2 separate regions of the Homo sapiens genome follow, and region 1 is linked to region 2. Evidence: chromatin contacts called from ENCODE Hi-C or POLR2A ChIA-PET data. All regions are on one chromosome and are shown on one strand. The core of a region is the stretch at or near the end of the contact, and the rest is flanking DNA. Distances in the headings are between cores, read along the strand shown. Region 1 has its middle 99 kb from the start of LINC02764. Region 2 has its middle 58 kb from the start of LINC02764.

The links. A loop is a pair of places that touch in the nucleus more often than their neighbours do. ChIA-PET counts read pairs that join two places held with the same protein, here RNA polymerase II (POLR2A). Pooled maps may share reads with other maps.
Region 1: a pooled map shows a loop between it and region 2 (2.1-fold over the local background). The contact joins two enhancer-like sites. A Hi-C loop is called at or near these places in 2 of 168 maps with a recorded cell type or tissue (dorsolateral prefrontal cortex and gastrocnemius medialis) and 3 of 50 pooled maps. POLR2A ChIA-PET finds 5 or more read pairs at or near these places in 2 of 52 experiments (MCF 10A and T-cell).

What each region holds. Positions count from the first base shown.
Region 1 is chr11:112,653,022-112,657,073 of GRCh38, forward strand. No RefSeq gene overlaps it. Among named protein-coding and RNA genes, the nearest start is that of LINC02764, 99 kb to the left of the region's middle. Within about 2 kb of position 2,575, at least 3 of the 41 ENCODE cell types and tissues checked have a DNase peak (open chromatin) inside an H3K27ac peak, as active enhancers do.
Region 2 is chr11:112,611,591-112,615,613 of GRCh38, forward strand. No RefSeq gene overlaps it. Among named protein-coding and RNA genes, the nearest start is that of LINC02764, 58 kb to the left of the region's middle. Within about 2 kb of position 1,526, at least 8 of the 41 ENCODE cell types and tissues checked have a DNase peak (open chromatin) inside an H3K27ac peak, as active enhancers do.

The sequences.
Region 1 (4,052 bases), core at 1,325-3,824, 42 kb after region 2:
ACATTGGATGAGATGATCTCGCTTCTTACAGCTCCAGCATTCAAGAATTGAAGGACACAAACCACCCGCCACTCGGCCCTATGTTCTTCCCAGTAGAGTTAATCTTCCATGGCAATAATTACATGAGTAAAATAACATGACAACATTAACCTTTGAAAAAAGACAGATTTTATTTCTATGTCAGTGAGTCATAGACCTTTTGAGAAAGCATTTGGTGAAGCATCAAGTTACAAAGGAAGAATGAACCACTGCTAGAACCAGCCTGGACCTAATGCCAGAAGCTCCAGGGCAGGCAGTAACCTGGTTTTCTCATTAGAGTTGGGTCATGGACACTCATCTCTGCTGATCTCTCCTCCAAAGTCCATTTGTTCATTGGATGTACTGTGTACAAACACTGCACTGGACATATGTCCTTTGATAAGGAAGAATTTGGGGGTACTGGCTGCCAGGAGAGGTTCCATTTCCTAACTACATCAAACTGTCTTCAAGGCTGTCCCCAGGTCCTCTCCTCTCCTGTCCTGAATTTGGGGAGTTAAGACTTCCAGGGTCCTTTGGACAGGACTCTGACCCAGGAGACAGGCCTCATGGCAGATACTGCTGTCCTGACTTCTAACAATAGAGTGAACAGCAGGGTCGGGTCCTGGAGATGGAGACTTGCTCAGGGTGACATGGCCCCCAAAGCCCTATTCAGACCTTTCTGGCTCAGGAAACAGTCCAGACATGACAACCCTTGAGGGGGCCCAGCAGAGATATCCAGTGGGGGCTAAATCTATTTGTAGTCAGTTTTCCCAACTGCGCATTTTCATGAAGCCTGCCAGCAAGGAGTGCCTTTTAAAAATCACCTGCATATTGTGCACATGTACCCTAAAACTTAAAGTATAATAATAATAATTTAAAAAAACACCAAGAAAAAAAAATCTGTGTAAGGAAGCCTTAGTAGGTATCTCCTCTCTCACCCCAGAGTAAGGACCGAAATCAATTCTCAGGAGGGGCCATGACATCTTCCACTTCACATCCCACATTCTATACCTTTCTCCAGGCCCAAATTGACAAGAGATAGGAAGGAAGTGAAGGGGCCACTGAAGCAAGGTGGATGATCAGGTGGCAGATACCAATGCTCACCTCCTGGGCTCCTGCAGTGCTGCCATGGTCCCTGATCCAAGAGAGGGCAACACTCCACAGACAAGATATATAGGGGCACACACACAGATACATGCACACACCAACAGACATGCAGACATACATCAACACACTCAAGACACACCCAAACACACAGTCTTTGTAGTGGACACTAGGATGCACTACCCACATATGCCATTAGTAATGAGGGACTTACTTTCCCTGCTGCTGGTAGTGCCAGAAGTCAGTCCTCAGCTGAGGGAAAGGAGACTGCCTTGCCCAGGTCACATCTCTTCCAGGGAAGCTGGCATTCAGTGGCTGGTTATGGAGGTAATGAGGGCCTGGTCTCCTTGCCCAGCTCGGGACATCAAGGTCATCCTAGCTCCAGAGTTCCCATGGAGTTGGCTGAGGCCTTCCTTGGGACTACATGTTAGCTCAAGTTCTCCCTCTGTACATTCTACTTTTGTCCTTTCTCTTCCACAGGCATTGGCCCCAAAGGCACCCCCTAAAAAGGTGCTAAACTCAGTCTCAAGGTCGCTTCTCAAAGGATCAAGAGTGCAATGCAGATACACACCCATAAACAAAGACACACACAGACATACTCACACACATACACAGATACACACACACATTCCTCAAGGAAACCAAAGAGTGAGAGGTAAGAAGAGAGTTTGCCCTGTGATTACAGCTGCGTGACACAATCACTTTTATGATATGAATTTATCAGGCTTTTTCTTTCAAATGTTCACTTTTTTAAATCCAAAGTGAACATTTCATTATTATAATGAGAGAGAGAAAAAATAAAGGTATTTGGAAAACTATTAATAAAACCAGCTCTTCACAAATAACTCTCTATGCACAGGCCCTAATCCTCTAAGAACTTGTGGTTTTGCTTCAGACCTTCTACTGTCTTTGGGAAAATCTCTAGTGTCCCAGTTTATCACCACCAAAGATATGCTGCATTCTTTCCTGACCCCCCACAAATTAGACCTTGAGTTTCAAAGATCTGGTCTACTAGCTGCACTTGTTTTAAAATTGTTATTCATCAAAAACACGAGGAACAGCTGATCAAAGTTCAGAAGCGCTCCATAGAAGTAACATTCCGACCTCAAGTGGATTTTATTCCAGCCCCAAACAGATAGGGTTTCTGAAAATAAGAAGGGCTTAGGAAACCTTATTCCTGCCGTTGAGGACCTCTGGAAATCATAGATTCTATATTTTCATACCCCTGCTTCTGGGCAAGGCTTCACCCATCACACAGATGTGGATGGTCTCCTCAAGGGACCAGCAAAGTTTTGCTCTTCCTTGATGGGAAATCCTTCCTGTGTGCAGCTGGAATTTCCACCATGAAACTTCAGTCTGTTTTATTGTTTTTGTGTTTTTGCTTTGACCTCACTAGGGGTCAGCAGTCTGCTAGCACTTCATCATTGTGTCATGGACTAAGTGAGAGCACCAGGGCCTTGGAGCTCCACCAACTTGGCTCTGAGTCCTGCCGTGCTACTAACTAAGTAGACTGAATCCGACTGGGCCTCTGCCTCCTCTTCCTTAAGATGGGATAACAATTATAACAGTCCCAGCTGTTGGAGGGATCAGGGTGATTAAATGAGAAGGCATTCCATAAACTTTGTCCCTTAAGCCTTCATTTCTTGGCCTTGAGTTGCAAATTCCTTCATCCTTTTATTTTTCTCCAGTCCTTCTTCATTCTTCTTTACTGGCTTTTGATTTTGTTTCCCCAGGGCCTGACACTGCAGCAGGCACGTGGTGAGTGCACAATAATTAGGTGTTGAATGACTGAATGGACAGATAGCACCAGGAGGGGTGCTGTAGAGGAGAGGCCTGTACTGAAAGGGAGGTCACCGCGAAGGTTCAATGGTACAGAGAATTGATGAACACTTTTTCTAGAATAGGAGAAAGACATCTCCTTTGTTGCTTTCCCCTCACCAACTTGCCTCTGCTTCCATCCCTTGCTCCTTGCTACTCCTTCATTCTCCAAGTTTCTGGCCCTCAATCTGCACGTACTGTGAGTCCCAGGTCTTTTCCTCTCCCACAGATCTCGCAACTCCATTCCAGTCTTTCTGTTGCTGCCTTCCGGGCTCAGCTCCTCCCTTGCAGACCCTGGGGAATCTGGGCGCCCAGACTGCCCTCTCCCATCTATCCTCCTTGGTGCAGCAGAGCCTTCCCTCTAAAGAGCAGCGCTGTTCATCCCTCTCCTTCCCAAGCCCTCTCCTCCCCTCACATGGCACACAGAGCCCTTTAAGACTTCCTGGCTTCCACTGCCCACCACCCCACCTGCACCTCGTGTGTCCTGTTCTCCATACACATCGTGAGCTTCCACATCTCTACCCTTTTCATTTGTGTTTCCTGTGCCCCAAAGGCCCTCTCACAACCTCCTTGCCCACCTAGTTACTCCTGCTCTCCTTGAAGATTCTGACCAGCACGGTCTCACCCAAGCCCAGAGTCTGACTTAGGGGCTCCACTTCTGTGCTTCCCCAACACCCGCTGCCTCCTTCTGTCATGCCACTTGGCACTACAGCATTGTGCCTATTGGTTCTCTTATTCAGATTCTCTGCAGGGACAGTGTCTCATTTCTTAGTGTGTCCTAGCACCTAGCACAACCTCTGGTATTTAGTAGAATCTCAATAAATATGGAGCAAATGAATGACTAAATGAATGAATGATTATATGAATCCTTCTCTGCCATTGCCCTTTTTGAGGCGCCTTGGTGTGGGACAGATCCTCACCAGTCAGACAGGCCCCACTGTGTGAGGGCAGCTAGTGAGTGTGGGAAAACCACTTTGCTATACTGAATTTCTTTTCAGCTATGAGAAACCAAGAATACACCAGAGGATCTCACTTCCCTTGACTCTCTTCTTGCTGCAAAGGGTGGCTCCAGGCTTCATATCTACCACTGGTCTCTTTTCTTGGGCTGGGGT
Region 2 (4,023 bases), core at 276-2,775:
GCCTACCACCCAGATGGTATAGACTTGGATTCCAGTCCACTTGGAATGGCCATGTCTTGCCAACTCCATCTCCAAGGGGACAGTCTGTACAGAACTCACATGCCAAAATACCCGGGAGTTTGCCAACCAAAAGGTGGTGAGTGGTCTTGTCCCATAAGCGCCACTTAAAACAGGCAGCAGATGGGAAACTGGGGCAGGAGGTGGAGAACAGCTGGATGATATTTGCTGCATAATAGCTCTTAAGGGATTTGAAAATCATTGTTTAATTTCCCTTCTCACCTTCTCATGTAAACAAGTGTCCTATATCAGGGGTGTGGAAATCAGAATTTTTGGTGGTTGACGCTCATCTTCACAGGCTCTGCAGCCACCTTCTTCCTGCCTGCCAATACACACACATGCATGCACGTGGACACACACAGACACGAGTGTGCACCGATGCACACATACGCATTCAATTCTGTCGACAGGGGCCTTATTTCATTTATTAAGTATCTAAAGCCTTGCTAGGAGCCTAGGCTTCCTCTCTGAAGTCTCTTTTAAAAATTAAATCTGGCTCTTTGGGGCTGCAGCAGGAAAACGGAATTTGAGATACAGTAATTCTAGATATTTATATCCTCCCATCATTTGCTCAGTTAGTCTTCTGCAGCTGCGGTTTGTTAGGGATTATCCCACCAAAAGGAATAACAGAAATACACATATTTAATAAGATTTTTTTTTCTCCATTTCTGTTTCTGGTTCTAAATAGGCACTTGGAGGAAGGGAAGCTCTACCATAGGAGAGGATCTCAGGGCAAGGAACAGTTGTCCAGCAGCACAGGGTTGGGGGTGGGAGGGGGGAGGGGAGGGGAGGGGACGCGCCTGCAAGGAGGGAGGAGGGAGGGAGACGGGAGCCTGGAAAAGCTGGAACTGGATCCTGGTCCCAATGTTCATACAGAGGAGAGGACAGTGGTTCTGCAAATGCCCCTTTACAGAAGAATTTAAAGCGCAATTCTGATTTCTTTAGCCCATGGTTTGAAGGCCAGGTGTTCTGTGGTCTGAGCAATCCATTACCTACCTTTCTTCATCACTTCTGGGTGGAGTTCATTTGGCCCCAAAGAGAAGTTCCTGATCTTGGAGGACTCTCCCTCTCTCACTTTGACTTCATGGAGCCTTTCTTCCTAGGGGTGGAAGGGCTGGCTGGTAGATACCTGGGTATGGGTTACCACACCTGCAGGCCCCAGGGGCGCACAAACACCCTTGGCCTCAATCCTGAATGACCTCCAGGTGCACAAATGCTCCAGGGCTACATTTCCATTGGCCTTTTGACTCCTATTAACAGTGTCCTGGGGACTTTTGGCTGGGGGTGTTATATAAATGTTTTTTGAGTCTCATCTGCAATAATCCCTCAGTCCAGGCAAGGGTTTATTCTTTCTTCTCTGAGAAAACAGAGAAAAAGACAAGACTTTTCTTCTCTTTAAAAGCTGTGCCCTTTCTGTTGAGAACCACTCACTTCAGCACTCTGCAATGTGGTGAATCTCCCCAGGCTAACTCCTCCTATGATGGGAGCTCAGCATAAAAATTACAGCTGCCTCAGAGGCCACCTGACCCTGATGCATCAATCCCTGGAGTGAGGCCAAATCACCACTTAAAATGACAATTCTGTACAAAGTGGCACAATGACATGTTAAAAATATATAGATGAATATAGATGTAATATGAAAATATGTATTTTTACTGCTCTCCCCATCAGAAGCAGGCATGTTAAAGGTATTAATCGGCATTCCTCTCCAGAGGGATCCTCTAGTTATGTGCTTTGGAAGCCAGACAGGAAGTGTGAATCATGCAGCAATGCAAAATTAATCCAGACAAAATGAAAAATGAAATGATGCAGCCAAGGTATCTGGGATGGAGGGGCCAGGAGGGTGAGAAGTCCTACCCTGTCTTCCCTGGCTCTCTGCGGGAGAGGAAAGGCTTTATTTGTAGGGGGTGGTTGCTGAGGGACCTGGGACCTCCCCAGAGCAGGATGAGTTGATATGTTCTCTCATTGCCGAGGAGTAGAATACCTGGGGAGGGAAGGTCAGTGCAATGGCCCAGGCTTCCAAACGGCTGGCCCTGACTTTGAGGGCACCTCGAAACTGGTTGAAAGCTTGGCAGGTATACCCGGAAGACACAGATGTGGTTCCTGTCCTCCCACCCCCACAGTGCTGGCTCCAGACATGTGCAGAGTTGGAGGTGACTCAGACCGTGCACGCACCTGTCCCCAGCAGATACTACTCCTATTGTAGGGAGTGGAAATTTCCCAGAGTAGATTCCTTCTTCAGAGGTGGGAAACACAGAAACAACCTTTTCTTTGTATCCAGATTTTTTTTATTTTTAAAAAAGACAAGGGCTCTTTCTGTTGTCCAAGCTAGAGTGCAGTGGTATGATCATAGTTCACTGTAGCTTTGAACTCCTGGGCTCAAACGATCCTTCCATCTCAGCCTCTGAAGTAGCTGGGACTACAGGTACATGCCACCACACCTGGACAATTAAAATTTTTTTTTTTTTTTTGTAGGGATGGGGGTCTTGCTATGTTGCCCAGGCTGGTCTTGTACTCCTGGCCTTAAATGATCCTCCCGCCTTGGCCTCCCAAAGCACTGGGATTATAGGTGTGAGCCACTGTGCCCAGCTTATTTGCAGATTTTAATTTCCTAAAAGCCTACCCATGGGTAATTCCTGAGTGTTTTTCTCAAATAACCCCTCAGTTCAGACAGGAGAGATAATCTTTTGTTCCTTCCTGTTTAAGGACAGAAAATGACTTTTCTTCTCTTAAAGTATCTTTCCATTGCAGGCAACTTGCTCTGGGTCTTTGTAGTGAGATGTGAAATCTCTGGTCCTGACAGACTCCATGGATCACATTTCTGGAGTGAAAGAGTAATTAGGTAGCACGCTTTAGTGTTTTTCAGCCCCTTCTGGGTTTACTGGCAATCACACTGCAGTTTTCTCTTTCTCTGTCAGCTTTAGTATTTGCTACTCTGTCTATATCCTTTTTACTCTTGTTTTAGTTTTTGGAGTTCTAATGTCTGTCTTTTTGAAAACTTTTAAATTCAGACATAACCTGCACAGAGGAAACTGTACACTAATCTCACATATACAGCCTCAATGAGTGCTTCTATAGGAAGACGTCTGATAATCCCCTACCTAGGACACAGAAAATCCTACCTAGGACACACAAAAAGGAGTGTACCTGAACAAGACCAGTCCTGTTTATTCTGAGTCATCTGCTCTTTCTTGAGGCAAATGGGACACTCAGTCAGCCAGCTACCCTGTCAGAGGGAGGGTTGATGGGGCTGGGGGGCACCTACCTTCCCAAGCACAGTAGAGAGCTACAGAGCTCAAGTTCAACCCAGGTCAAGTTGAACAACACATCAAGCCTCCTGGGAGGGCTTCCTCTTGTCCGTTTCTCAGTCCATTCTACCCCACTCCCCAGGCCCAAGCCCATCACTCACTTCTATCATGGTAGTGAGATTTTTTTTTCTGCAGTTTCATATGAATGGACTCATATAGTATAAATTCTTGTGTCTGGCTTTTGTTCATTCAACATTATGTCTTTAAGGTTCATCCATGCTGTTGTGCGTGTCAGAAAGTTTTTTATCTTTAATATCATGTAGTACTCCATTATATGCATTTACAGAATTTATTTATTCTGTTGATGAACATTTGGGTTGTTTCTAGTTTGGGCTAATAAGAATAAAGCTGCCTTGAACATTCTTTTAGATTTTTAGTTGTTGTTGTTTTAGTGAACATATATTCTCATTTCTCTTGGGTACACCTAGAGTGGCATCACTGAGTCATAGGCTATGTGTGTGTCTAGCTTTGGTAGATCCTTCCAAATCATGTTCTAAAGTGACTACAACAATTGACACTCCTACTGACAGTCTATGAGTGTTCCACTAGCTCTATATCCTTTCCAACACTTGGCTCTGTCTCTCTTTCTACTTACAGTTGTTTATATAGGTAGTTGTGTGCTTGCTTGCTCAGGGCCCCTTACTCCTTAATCAAACCC